Regions from separate parts of the Homo sapiens genome. Here region 2 is linked to region 1. A link is an interaction called in ENCODE POLR2A ChIA-PET data of the cell type or tissue named here. Cell type or tissue: Caco-2. All regions are shown on one strand. Each heading gives the region's core, and the rest is flanking DNA. Links, peaks and the distances in the headings are about the cores only.

The links. Peaks named below come from ENCODE experiments on the same cell type or tissue, not always from the same donor. Only the 100,000 strongest peaks of a DNase experiment are listed, where the experiment ranks them.
Region 2: POLR2A ChIA-PET joins it to region 1 with 6 read pairs; 2 of 35 experiments call an interaction of 5 or more read pairs at or near these places.

What each region holds. Positions count from the first base shown.
Region 1 is chr20:63,220,597-63,225,958 of GRCh38, forward strand. No RefSeq gene overlaps it. Among named protein-coding and RNA genes, the nearest start is that of YTHDF1, 7.1 kb to the left of the region's middle. In Caco-2, for the core only: CTCF peaks have their summits at 2,929 (motif pointing right) and 3,133 (motif pointing right); DNase peaks (open chromatin) are centred at 407, 1,840, 2,124 and 2,935.
Region 2 is chr20:63,323,572-63,328,933 of GRCh38, forward strand. It overlaps COL20A1 (collagen type XX alpha 1 chain), which reads left to right. Exons shown (of 36, transcript NM_020882.4): 28 at 1,870-1,923; 29 at 2,097-2,150; 30 at 2,525-2,578; 31 at 3,181-3,252; 32 at 4,381-4,416; 33 at 4,508-4,556; 34 at 4,760-4,927. Among named protein-coding and RNA genes, the nearest start is that of COL20A1, 33 kb to the left of the region's middle. In Caco-2, for the core only: no CTCF peak of the experiment used is centred there; DNase peaks (open chromatin) are centred at 1,600, 2,340 and 2,470.

The DNA.
Region 1 (5,362 bases), core at 53-5,052:
CACCCCACAAGTGTGAACTGAGCACATACTTATTATGTGTATGGGGCGTGGGGGCACGAGGTGGCCCCTGCCCAGCAGAGCTCCTGGTGCTGGGACCTTCCATAGCCCTACAAAGGTTCATCTAGCTTCACTGAGCACCTGCTGTTCTCCACACACGGGGACAGAACAGGCCAGGTGCTGCTCCTGCAACCCAGATGGGAGGCAGAGGTAGATGGGTCACTGTAGATCTGAGCTGTGATGGAGGCAGGACAGAGAGGAGCCCAGAGACTCAGGATAGGCAGGCACTCACCAAATGAGGATGCAGGCAGGTGGGCAGGGTGCCCCAGGTGGATGGACAGCAGGAGGCAGGACACAGCAACACCTGCCTGCCCACTGGAAGGTCAGGTCCCTGAGCAGGTCCCCTCGTGTCCACTGCCGAGTGCAGGTACAGGGAAGACGGCTCAGCACGTGGAAGGAAGCTCTGCATTGCATCCAGAGAGCCGAGGGAGTTAGAGCAACTCTGGATTGCTGGAGCAGCTAAGCCTCTGAGAAGTTAATGAAAGTGTCCAGGCCGCATAGTTACTCTGGCAGCTCCCTGAGCTCTCACCTGGTCCTGAGCCCTGGCACCTGCCCTGTCCTTGGCCCTGCTCCATCGGCATGACATCCCCCAGGGGCCAGCAACCCAGCCTGAACAGTAAAGCTCCTAGCCCCGGTCCTGCTGGTCTGCAGGCCTCAGCTCCCTCCCTGCTTTTCCAGGAGTTGAAACAGGGCCTCTCCTAACTCCACTTTGCCAAGAGCCTCTTCTCCCACTGCAGAGAACTGTCATCTGCCTGTAAGTACCAGTGCCAGGTGCTCTGGGGCCGATGTCTCCGTTAGCCCCAAGGTGGAGGCTCAGGGAGCAGATGTGAGCGTGCCTTGCTCATCGCAGTAGCTTCGGACTGCAGGGATTGCAGGGACTGCAGGGATTGCAGGGATTGCAGGGATTGCAGGGACTGCAGGGATTGCAGGGACTGCAGGGACTGCAGGGACTGCAGGGACTGCAGGGACTGCAGGGATTGCAGGGATTGCAGGGATTGCAGGGACTGCAGGGATTGCAGGGACTGCAGGGACTGCAGGGATTGCAGGGACTGCAGGGACTGCAGGGACTGCAGGGATTGCAGGGATTGCAGGGACTGCAGGGACTGCATTGCTCTTGCAGCACCACCCGCCTCCGTGGACACCTTCAGCAGTGAGACAATGCAGGCTCTGCTACAAGAGGTGCTTACTGGGCTCTGCTCTGGTGAGGAGAGGCCTCGCCTGGCAGCCAGACAGAGTCCCAGCAGGGCAAGATGAAAATTCGGGGCCCTCGTTCAAACAGCAAGAGAAGGCTCTTTCCTTCCTTCCAGCGCCCCTCCCTGCACCTGTGATGGTGTTTTTATTTGTTATTTAACGTCATGTGCTCTTGGGCAAGGGGAGGGGAAACTCTCACAGGCACCTGAACCTGTCCCTGTGGCTCCATGCATGGGCCATGCCCCTGATCCCTCTGTGCCCACACCCAGGTCCCTGCTGGGATGAGGGTTGGCAGGGGTCACTGGGTGGCTAAACACCATTCCTGGGGGTGGGGGGAGGAGGGTTGTGCCAAGCCAGGCTCCCAGACCCCAAGTGCAGGCGCATGCCACCATCTCATCAGATGGCACTCACAAAACACAGATTCAGACAAAAGTGTTAATATCAAGATGGTGACGACAGCACCCTCTGGGTGTGGGGCCGCTTGGGTCACATCCTATGAGGCCAGCCCTGGGTCTGAAAGACACCAGAGGAGTCCCTGGATGCCACCAGGACTCTGGGGCTCTACCAGAGGTCTTCAAAGAGGGGGACCATGGGGACGACTCAGGCTAGAAAGTGGGGAGGAAACCATGCCAGGAGGGGGACCAGAGAGTAACCAACATGATCAGATGACACAGATAGGCACCTGCAGGCTCAGGCTTCACAGCTAGAGCTGCAGGTGGCCCAGAAAGGGAGGCCCCACAATGGCTGGATCTACCTGGGCCAGGTGCCTGGGGAGGGCCACAGGTGGGACAGGAATGAGAATGGGCAGGGCTAGCTCTGGAGAACAGGACCTGGGGTTGGGCGGTGCTACAGGGAGGCGTGCCGGGTGCTGAGTACTGTGCTAGCAAAAGACGCTGCTGATTTCATCTGCCCTTGCAAACAGCAGCCTCTCCCCAGGGGAGCACCTGTCCCAGGATGAGGAAGGCCACCTGGACTCTCCCACCCTTCCACGTGGCTTGCTAGCTGTCTTGGGTGACTCTACTGGCCTGCCCGGCATGTAGCTCCCTTCAGTTGAGTGACCACATTCCTGATATTCTTTCAGGGCGTCCCCTCCTCAACCCCTGTGGTTGGGGATGGATGCCTCACCTGGGCCTGATGCCAGTCCAGAGAGGGAGAAGCAAGTGAATGAAGATGCTTGAACACCAGGATCCAGCTGAGTCTGAAATGGTCCACTTCTGTGCTTTTGGTTGGGTGAAGCAATACATTTCATTTTTAGCTTTGAGTTTCTGTCACCTGCAGCTGAGTGTCCTGACCATAGGGACAAGCATAACATACGAACCTCGGGCCTGGCCCACAGTTCCACAGAGGAGGAGTGTGTCTGGACAGTCCAGCCCTGCTCAGATCCCTCCCTTGTTCCCAGCGCCTCTTGGACCAGGGGCTCCAGGTACCCGTGCGCTAGCCCCACACACCTCTGCACCCCTGTCTGCCTACAGTCCCCAGGATGCCAGCCACATGCACATCCCCCAGGGCCACGCTGTTCCCTCTGCCTGAAGCCGCCTGCTTCACCTCCTCTCCAAAGCTTCGTGTGGCTCCTCGAGATCTCATGCTCACCCTGGGGACACCTGGGACCACTGGGTCATCACTTGTCTGTAGGGACAGCTCCAAGGCCCCTGGTGTCACCTCTGTGCTGTCACCTGCTTTATGTCCAGCAGAGGGAGCTCTGAATCAGGAGTTAGGTCCTTGGTGTGCACCTTCCAGCTCCCCAGGGACCTGCCTCAGTTTCCCCAGCTGGGAGGCAGCATGTGGAAGGGAGCGCCAGAGGGGCTCACCCCACCTGGTGGGCATTCTGTAACTTGTGGCCTGCTGTGTCCAGCAGGTGCTGCTATTGAACCTTTGAAATTGAGAAACTGCCCTTTCAATTTTATTTAATTAAATTCCAGCAGACACACGCAGCTAGTGGCTAATGTCTTTGACGGCCAAGCTCAGACTCCAGGCACTGATACTCAACGCTGATCCTTCACACTCCCAGAAAGCTTTAATTAACACACATGTCCACCCCTCTGCCCCCCACCGACCCCCAGCAGAGAAATCAAAGTAGTCTGGGGTGGAGTTGGTGACCTACATGGTCAGGAGGCCTCTGGTTGAGCCTGAAACCTCCAGGTGAGCCTGATGGCTGCACATGTGCCTAGCACTCTGCGAGGTTGGCAAGCTCCTAAGACCTGCTCACCCACCCTGCTCCCTCTGCTGCGTGGAGCTGGGGAGTGTTCAGTGGCCCCTCTCACTCTGCGTGTGGAGCTGGGGAGTGCTCACTGGCCCCTCTCACTCTGCATGTGGAGCTGGGGAGTGCTCACTGGCCCTGCTCACTCTGCGTGTGGAGCTGGAGAGTGCAGTGTCCAGTTTGCCTCTTGCAGCCTCTTGCTTCCCCTTCCCTCTCCAGAGTCCTCCCTGTGGTCCCAGAGCTCCCTGATCTAGCCTTTCCTAAAGCTGACTCAACCACCTCCTGGATTCCCAGGCTGGAATCTGGGGCCAGAGATGGTGCATCTCATGTTTTCAAATGATGCCCAGAAGCTCACAGATAGCAGGGCTGTTCGGTGGATGTCTGGGCTCTGCAGGATTGCGGGAACAGAGGCCTGCTGCTCTCATCCTCCCGCCCTCCCCATTAATACAGGCCTTCTGTCCATCCCTGGCCCTAGGTGGCCTCTCAGCTCAACTTCACAAGCCACAGGGGCTTGGGAAGCTGCAGGAAGGAGCCAGGCACAGCTGTACTAAATAAGCTTCTCCCCACCCCTGCCCCCAACAGGCCTGGGCCAGGCATGCCAGGAAAATAAATCAGACTAACGGACCCAGGTGGGGCCACAGCCACGGGAGGTGTGGTCCAGACAGCTGCCGTGGCACTGAGGAATGCTGACCATCCAGACTGAGACCCATGGTCGGGTCAGCATCCAGCCCAGCCCAGTCCAGCAGGTGGGGAGAAGCCCGTGGTGGGGCCTGCTCTGGGCCCACGCTGGTCTTCTCAGGACGCTCCCTGCTGGCCTCTTGCAACTCTGCCTGTGGCTCTCTAGGCGCTGGCTGGGAGCCAGCGCTCACCGCAGCCAAAGCCCAGAGGGATGGACTTGCGCCAGGATGCTGGCCCCTTGGCAGGATACCTGGGGAGTCCCTGGGCTCTGGGAGGCCCTCAGCGGGGTGCCCAGGGCAGTGACCCCTCGGGAACATACCTACTGCTCATTTTTGTTTTGGGGTCTGCTCTGGAGAGCTCCACCTAAGACTCGGGGAGGAAGCTGTAAACCAAAAAGCATGAGAGGCAGGGCTCAGTCGATCGAGACGTTTATTTTGCCAAGGTTAAGGACATGCCTAGAAGAAAAGCACATGGAGTCACATGTCCTTTTAGTCTGTGGTCTGTGCCTTTCTCCAAAGATGCTTTTGAGGGCTCCACCATTTAAAGGGGGGGAAAGCAGGCTGGAGGGGCAAGAGGGAGGCCTTGGTAATCACATGCTGCAAGAGAAGAGGAGCAGGCAGGGGAATCGTCAGCTGTGTGTTCCTCTCATGCTCGGAAACCTGCACTTGTATGAAATAAGGTGAACGTCTCCTGTAGAGATGCTTCACCTGTTATCTGTAACTACCTGCTTAGGAACAAAAAGAAAGGCAGCTTCTCACATGACTTAGCTTTTAGTTTAATTTTTTTCTTGTGGCAGAGTGAATTGGGGTCCTGAGTTTGTTTTTGTTTTTGTTTTTGTTTTTGTTTTGAAACAGAGTTTCGCTCTTGTTGCCCAGGCTGGAGTGCAATGGCGTGATCTCAGCTCACCACAACCTCCGCCTCCAGGGTTCAAGCGATTCTCCTGCCTCAGCCTCCCAAGTGGCTGGGATTACAGGCATGCGCCACCACGCCTGGCTAATTTTGTATTTTTAGTAGAGATGGGGTTTCTTCATGTTGGCCAGGCTGGTCTCAAACTCCCAACCTCAGGTGATCCGCCCGCCTTGGCCTCCCAAAATGCTGGGATTACAGGCGTGAGCCACTGCACTGGCCTTGTTTTGCGATGGAGTCTTGCTCTTGTTGCCCAGGCTGGAGTGCCGTGGTGCAGTCTCAGCTCACTACAACCTCCGCCTCCTGGGTTCAAGCGATTCTCCCACCTCAGAT
Region 2 (5,362 bases), core at 200-5,199, 100 kb after region 1:
TCACAGACCACCCCTGGTCGCCTGAGTCGTTCATTACACAGCCAGCCCCTTGCAGAAGTTGAACGCCCTGGCTCTCGTGCTGTCCTAAGGCCCCTGTGTATTTTGGGGTTTTTCAGATGCTCCAGTCTGTCCCGTTGATGTGTCTGTTGTTCACAGGCGAGGGCTGTGCTGCTTAAATTATTACAGATTTCTTTAAGATGTCGATGCCAGATGGGCTGGTCCTCTTTTGTATTATTCCCCCAGAATTTTCCTGGCTCTCTTTGCTTATTTCATTGTTCAGTGAACTGTAGAATCGACTTATCCGTTTAACCTAAACAATTCAGTTGGTGTTTTTACTGGAACTGCATTCGCTTTATAGATATACTCGGGAACAGATGATGTCTTCATGATGTTGAATCTTCTCATCCAAAAACACAGCCATCCTGCCTTTTGTTCACAGGGCCTGTTGTGGCCCTCAGTACAGTGTGGGGATGGTCTCTTCCTACAGACCCACTCGGTTCTCCTTCATCCCTACGTATGTCCTCTTTTTTGTTGCTATTATAAGTGAGGTGTTTTCTCTCATTACAGCTTCTACCTCATTATTTTCACACTGGCCGTGACCGCTGTGTATGACTTTTGTACCCAGTTTTCTTTCTCAATTATCTTCTTTGTGGTTTTCTTGGATTTTCCAGGTTTACAGTGACATCACCTGCAAATAAACACTTCACCTTCGGCTTTTCAGTCTTGATCACTCAAATTTCTTTTTCTTGTCTAATGGTGTTGGTGAATACTCCAGAATTTTGTCAGAGAACAGTGGCAGTAGCAGATACTCTCATTTTCTTCTTGGCCTAACAGAAGTGCTTCTAGCATTTGACCATTAAAGTGCTGTCCTGGAAGCGGAGACAGGTGCATTTTGTCATGTGGTAGTGAAGTCCATCCACTCTTCTTTTATTAGATTTAAAACACCAAGAATGCACATTAAACAAGCTCTAGTGCTGTTATGGACATAATGAAATGACTGTGCGTCTTGGAGCTATTAATTGTAGGATATCCCTAAATACTGGATGATTGCTGCATCCGTCGAAAATCTGACGTGGTCGCTGAATTCTCGTTATCCATGCCATGTGCTGCAGAGCTCAGCTTGCTGACATTTTGTTTTGGATTTCGCACTGATGCTTCTAAATAAGACTGTCACAGTTTTCTTTATAGTGTTTGGAACCTCAGTTTGCTTTGTTCAAAAGATAATTTGAGTTTAAATAGCAGCAGTGTCCTCTGCCCCACAGGGTTGGATTTCCCATAAAACCTGAGTCTAGTGTTTTGGGGTCCAGGGCTTAAGAAAGTTTTCTGTCTCTTCCATACAGTTGGCCTGTGGGGGTCTCTGGCTTTTCCTCGGTGATTTCTGCAGCGCCCCCCACACCCCGTTAGAACCCAGAGTTGGGCAGGGGAGGGCTGGGGGTGAGGTTGGTTGGAACTGGCTTCACAGGCTTGGCTCTGCCATTCTCTAGCTCTGCAGACCCCTGCTGTGGGTTCTCCCAGACCCTCCCAGGGTGAGCAGTGAGGGTGCTGGGGCTGCCCCTGCTCCTTTAATGGAGGTGTCTCCATGTCGGTCTGGGTCTGAATGCCCAGAGGGCTGGGAGGGCTGGCTGTGACCCAGAGGGGCCACAGGAGGGGTGGCAAGCGTGACCTTGTCAGGCCCTACCCGCTGCCTGTGTCTCCAGGGAGAGCCCGGGCCACCCGGACAGATGGGACCAGAAGGTCCTGGAGGCCAGCAGGGCTCGCCGGGGACCCAGGGCCGTGCAGTCCAGGGGCCTGTGGTAGGTGTCACTCCTTCCCTGCCCTCCTGCCCTGTGCCCCCTCCGCTTCGCTGTCCAGCCCATCTTCCCCCTCCAGGGTCCACCAGGGGTCAAAGGAGAGAAGGGAGACCATGGGCTTCCAGGCTTGCAGGTAGTGTGGCTGGGGCCAGGGGGCCACAGGGGTTGGTGGGGGTGGGGGAAGGACAGGGATGGAGATGGGGAGTGCCTGGGGGGCACAGGGGTTGGGGGTGAGGCCTCACAGGCAGGGCCACCTCTGGATGTGACCCTGGCCCCTGCCTGGCCGGCCCCTCTGTTCTCTCCCAGGGCCACCCCGGCCACCAGGGCATCCCCGGGAGAGTTGGCCTCCAGGGACCAAAGGTGCCGGCTCTGGGCTTGGAGGGTTCTGTCAGGGTGGTAGAGACTGGCCTGGGGACGGGGGGCCTTGGAGATGGAGGCTGTGGGGTAGGGAGGGGGAGGTGCTTTCTCCTGGGCTCCTGCCTCACCTGCTGCACCACCCCCTTCAGCCTGTGGCCTGGCCAGAAGGCTGGAGAGCTCCAGCCCACCCCAGGCAGGAGCTGTCACTGAGGCAGGGTGGGTGGGGGAGTGGCTGGGTAGGAGCCTGGCAGCCTCAGCTGCCTCACCTTTGCTGCTTGGGTTACAGGGTGTGTTGGGTGCTGCTGGGGGGCTGTCACCATGGGAGGGCTGGGTACAGGTACAAACCCCACCCAGCTTGCGCCTTCCTTTGCCATCAGGGAATGAGAGGCCTGGAGGGAACTGCTGGCCTGCCTGGACCCCCTGGCCCCAGGGTAGGCACCGACCTCCCATGACCCCGACCCCCACCCAGGGTTCCTGTGTTCCAGGGGTCAGGCAGAGGCCAGTCTGAACACCAGCTGCCACCCCTAGGTTACCCCAGGAAGTGCCTGGGAGGGCCTCACTTCTGCTGGAACTTTCTGCAGGGCCCTGTGGGTGGGTGAGCGTCTGCCCAGGAGCACTGCATGCTCCCAAGTGAGGGCTCTGTGCTGAGGACTCAGTTCCTGGGAGACCTTGGAGGGGGGTCTCCTGGCATCGGCCTCGGGCTGAGTGCTGGGCAGGCCAGGTTGCCTCCCTGCAAGCGCCACTTTAGGGGAAGCCCAACTTGCAGTCACACTGGAGCAGCTGGCACAGCTGGGGACGTTTAGAGCAGCGTGCTGACAGTGCTGGAGGAGGGGTGCAGGGCATGGGGAGCCAGGGCCTGGAGGCAGGGGAGGCACCACCTGCCGGAGGAATGGCCTGAAGGAGGCTGGGGCCAGCCAGGCATCCACCGCCCTTGTCAGGTCAGGGGGCCCCTGGGACATCTGGGAACCAGGGCTGAAGTGGGAGCAGATTTGCTGGGGGCCCAAGCCAAACCCTGACTTCTGTGTCTATGCAGGGGTTCCAGGGCATGGCAGGGGCCAGGGGCACTAGTGGAGAGCGAGGACCTCCAGGGACCGTGGGGCCCACAGTAAGTGCATTTCCAACACCCACCAGCCAACCAAAGGTGGGGGAGCGAAGGGTGCAAGCCCCACATGCAACCACTCAGGGACTTCCTACTGACAGCTCAGGGACTTCCTACTGACCACCTAGGGACTTCCTGTTGACAGCCCACAGACTTCCTGTTGACAGCTTCCTGTTTACTGGCCTGGAACTTCCTGTTGACCCCCCTAGGGACTTCCTGGTGACAGCCCATGGACTTCCTGTTGACCACCCAAGGACTTCCTGTCGCTCTCCCAGGGACTTCCTGTTGACTGCCAGGGACTTCCTGTTTACCACTCAGGGACTTTCTGTTGACTGCCCAGGGACTTGTGTTTACCACTCAGGGACTTCCTGTTGACGGCCCGGGGACTTCCTGTTGACCGCTCAGAGACTTCCTGTTGGCCACTCAGGGACTTCCTATTGACCACCCAGGGACTTCCTATTGACCACTCAGGGACTTCCCATTTGTTGTTGGAGGCCTGTTCTGAGCTGGGAGCTTGGTGTTGGTGCTAGTACAAGAGAGTGTAGCTAAGGGCTGGTTCTGCACCTCTCCCAACCCCACCCAGGACAGACGTGGTGGAGGGGAGGTGGTGGGGCGGCAGGCTCCATGGAGGGTAGGGGGACAGACGTGGGAGATGGGGGTGTAGTGTCCCCTGGGGGATGCCTTGGCCTTCAGCAGCTCCATGGGCCCCCCCTTAGGTGGGCTCCAGGTTCACCAAGGAGCTGGGGAGGTGGAAGAAGACAGAAGACGGCAGGGAAGTGCCAGCACAGGCCTGACCCGGGCCCGGGGCCCGGGAGGGGTCTGTTCTCTGGGCAGTGTCCCACACCCGCCATCTCCCCTAGCACAAAATCTACAGCCAGAGGCAAGTCCTTTGTGGCACAAGTTCCAGCCCCACTCAGGACTCTGCTGCAGAACCGAGCCTCTCACATGCCTGCTCTCGGGTGCAGGCGAGGACCACAGGCTCCTAGGATCTGGGAATTTGGGATGGGGCTTTCACACCGCCACTGTGGCTATCAGGCTGCCTGAGTGAGGATCCACCTCAGGGCCATCTCACACTTGTCACGTGTGGTCTCAGGCCATCTCTGCTGACTTCTTTTCTCTTCCCCTCCTCATCAGGGACTGCCAGGGCCCAAAGGGGAACGAGGAGAGAAGGTAAGTGAGGCTGAGATCTTTGGCTCACTTGGGATCTCCTGGGAAGGCACCTGCCACACGGGTCCCAAAGCTGCACCACCTTCCCTTCCAGGGCGAGCCGCAGTCCCTTGCCACCCTCTACCAGCTTGTGAGCCAGGCCTGTGAGTCTGCCATTCAGAGTGAGTGAGGCCAGCAGCCCTGCACCTGTGCCTACCACACCTGTCTGTCCTCACACTGGCCAGGCCGAGGGAGGCCGCCTTCACCCATCGTTAGCACACCTGGGCCAGGTGTCCTGGCGTGGCCTGCACAGGCCTCGCATCCCCGGGTCCCCACTGTGTCCTGCTGACACCCCTCCTCCCCACAGCACACGTGTCAAAGTTCGACTCCTTCCACGAGAACACCAGGCCCCCCATGCCCATCTTGGAGCAGAAGCTGGAGCCGGGCACTGAGCCCCTGGGGTCCCCTGGCACCCGCAGCAAGGCCCTGGTTCCTGGAGAATGGGGGCGTGGTGGCCGCCACCTTGAGGGCAGAGGTACTGGGCTCCTGGCTCTTGGGGAGGGAGTTGTGGCCGGTGGGGGCGCCGGTTGTCCCCTGGTCCTGGGGCTGGGGCTTCAATCTGTGTCAGCACAGCAGCTCCTGCTGGAGATGCCACTGTCCAGCCTCTGGGGTGCTGGGGTGAGGACACGGGGCTTCCCTGAGCCCACACAAAGCCAGTCATGGCAAAGAGGTCAGCCTCGGCCTGGCCTTCCAGGGCCCTCAAGATGACCTCTTCCCCAGTCTTCAGGAAACATGAGCTGCCTGCTTAGGGCCACACAGGAGAGCCCAGCCTACCTCCCATCCTTCCTCCCGCCCTCCCGCCCTCCTGTCCTCCTTGTCCTCCCCACTCCCGCCCTCTTATCCTCCTGGCTGCTGCTTCCTCCGCCTCTCCCCACCCAGCGCACAGTCGCAGGCTCCCGTGACCTTGTTG